Regions from separate parts of the Homo sapiens genome. Here region 1 is linked to region 2. A link is a loop called in an ENCODE intact Hi-C map of the cell type or tissue named here. Cell type or tissue: ovary. All regions are shown on one strand. Links, peaks and the distances in the headings refer to the core of each region. The heading gives the core; the rest is flanking DNA. Region 1 has its middle 93 kb from the start of ZNF621. Region 2 has its middle 89 kb from the start of CTNNB1.

The links. Hi-C counts contacts between places; a loop is a spot of excess contacts. Peaks named below come from ENCODE experiments on the same cell type or tissue, not always from the same donor. Only the 100,000 strongest peaks of a DNase experiment are listed, where the experiment ranks them.
Region 1: it touches region 2 in a loop (5-fold over the local background); 1 of 110 quality-filtered maps calls a loop at or near these places.

Annotation. Positions count from the first base shown.
Region 1 is chr3:40,616,240-40,619,155 of GRCh38, reverse strand. No RefSeq gene overlaps it. Among named protein-coding and RNA genes, the nearest start is that of ZNF621, 93 kb to the right of the region's middle. RefSeq lists an enhancer at 2,663-2,916. In ovary, for the core only: no CTCF peak of the experiment used is centred there; no DNase peak of the experiment used is centred there.
Region 2 is chr3:41,108,867-41,111,782 of GRCh38, reverse strand. No RefSeq gene overlaps it. Among named protein-coding and RNA genes, the nearest start is that of CTNNB1, 89 kb to the left of the region's middle. In ovary, for the core only: no CTCF peak of the experiment used is centred there; a DNase peak (open chromatin) is centred at 1,437.

The DNA.
Region 1 (2,916 bases), core at 197-2,696, 490 kb after region 2:
CAAAGGTTGCAGTGAGCCGTGATCGCGCCACTGCACTCCAGCCTGGATGAGCAATACAGCGAGACTCCGAAGAACCTCTCTGACTCTAAAATCTAGGCTGTTTCAGAAAAGCAAACATGATGTTCCTGCTACTGCAGAATTAAAGGGTCTGTCTGCTGTGCTCTTGATGGAAGGAATGTCCCTGGGAAGCATTGTCCTCCTCTTCTTGTTGGCATCCTGGTGCCATTTAGATTGGTTTGAATTTGACTTCTGGCATTTTTGGAGAATAACTTGCATGAGTGCAGGGAATGGGGGCTCTGATCTCACCAAATGTGGTGATCTTGGGTAGGTTCTGAAGGATGTTAATGGCCTTCTTTCCTGGGTATTGGCTGCTACATAGTAGCAGTAATCACTAGCACTCAGGACTCTGAAATCTTTTTTCCAAAACTGGAAATCCTCATTTAGTCCACAAAGTTATCCTGAGAAGTGAGTGCCACTAGCCTCATATTCCAGATTATGAAAGTTAAGCTCCAAAAGCTTGAATGACTCAACTCACCCAAAGTCACCATAAGAGAAGAGCTAGGAAAACAGTCTGTGTTTCTGGCACTGCATCCATGTCCATTGCTCTTCTTAAGTATATAGATGAATCTAGAAGCTCTAGCCTCCAGCTGTGTGGTGACTGCTGTTGGTATGACAATCATAACCCTTGCCCTTACCATTTCAGTGCACAACTGCCCAACTTCCAGCTACTGGCACCTGCATCTCTTGGGCTAAGGTTTTTCTTTGGTCAATGGAGTCCCCATACCCTGTGAGGCAGGCCAGAAATGGTAGGGGAATTTAGCACCCCCACTCCCACAAGCAACCTGTCAGTCACCAGTGGCCAGCTCCACCACACTTCAGGTGGAATAACCCCAAGGCATGCTCTGCACTGCCTTGGAGTGGCCCTTGAAGAATTAAGCCCCAGTTGCCCACAGTGGTAACCTGCTTGATTACACCCCCTTTAATGACTTCCTTCCCTGTCTCACTTGCAGGTGTTACCTATGATCACCTTCCAGATTACCCCCACTGGAATCCTGGTGTCAGCTTCTACCTCTGGTGAACCCAAACCAAGACGGGCTATCCTATGGTTAAAATAGGGCCAAAAAAAAAAAAAGTCTCTCTTTTGCCAAGGGTTGTTGCAGATTTATGAGACCATATTCTTAAAGCCTAAGGAGAGAAAGGTACCTGATTAGGAGCAGACACCAGCTTTGTTCAAAACCCATAAAACATGCTACATCCCATACAAAGTGTACTGTGCAGTCATTTTTAAAAATGAGGAAGATCTTAATATGCTGGTATGAAACCATAGCCAAGATATATTGCATAGAGGGGAAAAAAAAAAAAGCAAGTGACAGAACAGTGTATTTAGGAAGCTGCCACTGTGGATTTTAAGAGAATTTATATACATATGTATGTGAGGAATATCTCTGAAAGATACACACAAAATAAAAACAGAAAAGTATAGGAGTCCCCGAGGAGACAGACCGGGGACTAGAAACCATTTTCTCTTTTCATTGTTTAAACCAGCTTTACGATATCCTTATATTACTTTTTAAAAAGGAAAAAGGACAAGGAAAAACACTACTAAATGAAACACACCAAAAAGGCTCATAAAAAAAAAAATCGATGTGCATCATGCTTAGCTGAGGAACAGTTTGTCAGGGGACCCCAAAATCTGCATTTCTAATTAGTCCTCAAGTGACTCTGATGTTAGTGGACTGTGCTCTAAGAAAACCTACCATAAAATGCCATCCCTTCACTGGGCTGCAGAACACTGCCAAAGGCTCTGGAGGAACGGGTGTACTGAAGATGGGCAGTGCTGGGGGCGTCTGCAAGGGCAGTGCTGGGGGCATCACCAAGGGCTGTACCTGAGAGGGCACATCTTTGCTCACCGCAACAGGACACTTAGTGATAAAGGTACAAACCATTTCCTTTTCCTGACTCACCTCTCAGGCAGTGGCCACCATCTCCCTGGTGAAGCTTTGAGCAAGATTATTTTGTTTGCTTTCTCCTTTCCTTCTGAAGAGGATGCTCTGCTGGCCCAAACAGTGAGAAAATTAGAAGCAACTTAATTTTTTAAAACATGAGGCAAGAATGAAAATCACATGCAGCATGAAATCTAAATTTGAGCCAAATAGACCATTGTAGCATCCTATAAAAAAAACCCAAACAGAGACAGACAAAGAAAGCAATGGCAAACAATCTCCAAATTGATTTAAAATTAACTGGACATCTGGTCATAAGGTGAAACAGCCACCAGGCACCTGAACTTGAGGTGACAGGTAGACTTTTCACGAATCTTGGAATTCACAAAATTGCAGTGAACACTGGGAATTAAGAAGTTCCCATTAAATGGTGATCATGACACAAAAGGTACCATTTGGTCCTTACAGCTGGTTTCGTGGAACCAAGTAGGCAAAAGAAACAGGTGCAGAAGGAAAGCAGAGTAGCTGATTGTCTGCAGACCAATCTGCGGTTTAATCTCACATGTCCCAGTTGCCTGGGACAACATAGTTCTCAAGTGCTGTTAAGTGTTTCACAAACTATAGCAGGCACCCTGCTACAGGACGAACACTAGGTGAAGGCACCAGGAGCCCCGCCCAGCCGTCCTCCTTTATCTGCTCCCCTAGAAGAGCACAGAAGGAAGCTGGGGTAACCAAATAAAAGACAGATGCTGGGAGTCGGTGATCCAGCTTGGAGGTGGAATCGAGACCTCGCTGGACCCCAGGCCCCAGCAAAAAAGGAGAGCAAAAGCCAACTTTGGCTCAACCTGATAATGAGCCAACCTCATTATGATATTAGCTGCCAGGATGAACAACACTCTCTTAATAATGCACACATCGCTATGACAACCGCCCACTTGGCTACCTAAAGATAACTTCATTGTGTGGCCATGCT
Region 2 (2,916 bases), core at 303-2,802:
CAGGATTTAAATATGTACTTTTGGAATTTTGGTTCAAAATTTGACCCATTATACCTCCAAAACTATTTCTGTTGTATCAGTAGGTTAGAGATTCATTTGCTAACACTTTGATGGACGCTGAAAGAGAAGTACTGGACTCAAGAAACTTATTGATAGAGAATAAGAAGCCTGGGTTGTTAAGTCAACCCTGTCCCACATACAAATTGGTTCCCTTCAGTAAGGAAATACTCTGTCTTAGGGTAGGTTTATCAGAAACAGACCCTGAGACAGGCATCCACAGAAAACTGATTTATTAAGGAGGTGCATCCAGAAGCAACCGAAGGGATGGGGAAGCAAGGCAGAGTGGGAAACCTCACAAGGTGATCCTAGGCAGAGTCCCAGCCTCTACCTGGTCCTACAGGGTGCTCTGGAAAGTGTCACACCTCAGAGTGTGTCCTGACTGCAGGCAATGGAGCTATGCTTTCATAATCCCCAAACAGTCATTCTTTGTCCAAGGGCCTCCAGGCACTTCCAGGTTTTTGCTCATGTGGGCAGAGTGCTGCTGCAGCCCTTAGACAGTCAGTCCTCTTAAGGGAGAGGTACATGTGGCTGTTAGAAGTGAAGCAACACAGCAGTTGGTGACAGGGTGCACAGAAAGGTTAAAAGGAAGGTCCCTGGGGTCTGGGCAGAGCTCTGTCCACAGTTCCACTTCACTGCAGAACAGCTGGCGTGCTATATATTGACTCCTATCTCCGGGAACTGTTTGAAGACCTGATTCAGTAGTGTAGCATGAATCTTGGGTCAGAACCATTGGGGCTGAGGGTGGCTCTTTGACTTACCAGCTTAGTGACCTTGGGCAGATGACTCTGACCTTCACTTTTTTCACTGGCAGGATGAGAATGATAATCCCTCCCTCACAGGGGGTTGTAAAGATAAAAGAGGCAGTGCCTGCTAAGCACCAGCTCACTGCTTGGCACACCACAGGGATGTGTGACATGTCAACTCCCTTTCCCTACTCCTCCCTCTCTCTTCTTAGGGAAGAACAAGTTTCACCATGTCTGCTGAAAAGTTCCTGCAACCTGCTGACTTTGTTTATGTACCGTTCTGGTGAAGGTAACAATTTAGATGGCAAATTGCACTGCCAGAGCTGAGGAGTTGGTGTATTAATTCCTGACTATTTACTGTGACAGGTTTAAAGCTCAATATCTCAGGGAGTGCTGGAGCTCCCACTCCGCTGCATACAGAATTGCAAAGATGCTACACCTTGCTGCTTCTTGGCAGCATCGAGCAGTTCAAGGGGCTATGAGTTTCCATCATCTCCTCCACTCTGAGGGTCTGGCAGCAAGATCCTGGGAGGACCCAAAGTGCCGTCTGACTTTAACCTGTCTCCTCTCCCAGGAGCCCAGGGTGAGCCAGCAGCCCTAGGCTAGGGGAGCCCACCCTTTCCTTCTCAGGGAGCACAGATAAGCCCCTCCTTAATGCTGTGTAGCTCTGTATCAGTTGGCCGTGGGGTGAAAGTGCCACCTGTGTCAGTCTGGTCACGGGGGCATGCAGCCCGAGTTGACCTGGGAGGAAGCACTGATGAAGCCTTTGTCTCTCTCCTTCAATTCAGGCCTCAGGCAAACGTCCATGTTATGTGGTATTCTCCCCATACTGCAGGTTGGAATACTGAGGCTTGAATGAGCTCTCACAGCCAGTGAGAGATAGAATCCAATATTGAACCGATGTTTTTCTGACTCTCGTGTGGGAGACACCAGTCCGCATGTCTCTCCTTTTTCCTTGCCCTGCTGCCTGCAGGTCTGTGTGGAGAAAAGCAACCAAGGGTCCTTCCTACATCACATGAGTCTTTTCAAAGAGACTGAGGAGCTCCACACGTGCTTCATGCTTCCATTCCCCTGATAGATACCTTTTTCTATCCTCTGCCCCCGCCTCGGAAAATTAAATGATTATAGAGCAATCTGATGAGTACGTTTTATTCCTTGGGTACCACTGCAGAGGCTCACCCTGTGTCCTGAGCAGCATATTAAAGCATTCTTTCCCAAGAAATTACTTAGATTGAATGGAAGAATTTTCTTCCCAGAATTTTTCATTATGTGTAAAGTAGTACCCATGCCTGGGGGTTGTTGGGAGGTAGATGTGTTTAGTGGGGTGCCTGGTGCCTAGTGAGTCCTCAGTGACTGTACATGATTCTAGTCACCATCAGCCTCCTCAGGTGGGGTGCTCCTTTGTGTCTTCGATGAGCAGGAGGATGTACTTCACTTCAAATCTGAACTGAGTCGTGGAAAGGTAATTATGAAACACAGGTTCTCTGTGACAGCTGAGGCCAAAGAGGAATTGTTTCAGCAGCACTATCCAATAGAACCACACACTGTCCAACACACTAGCCATGAGGCACATGTGGCTATTGAGCACTTGAAGCCTGGTGAGTGCAAATGAGAACTCAAAATTTTAATTTTAATTCATTTAAATTTAGCAACATGTGGCTAGTAGCTACTGATTTGAACAGCACAGATGTAGCCCTCATTTTTTAGTGACTGATGGAAGCTATAAGAACTTTATACATAAAGCACATATAACCATAGCACATATAAATACTTGAAAATGATTTATTGCTAGAATATACACCCCAGTGAAGATAAGAAACATGGTAGTGGGGTAACAAAAGATTTGCTGATCATTCCTTGGAGGTAACATGCTAAGACAAACACTAATAACTAATTCCTGACTTGAACGTTGGTAAAGGACCCCTGCAGAAGGACCATGACAGTCACATCTGTTTAAATTAGGCTGGTGATGTTCTCAATCTCAAAGTGAAATGGGAGTGAGGGAATTTGGGCCCCTCTGAATCCAAATACTATAGGCAAGTTTCCATTAATGCTTCTGTTAGATATATTCCAAACCATCCCTTAAAAATATACAATGTGCAATAAATGCCCT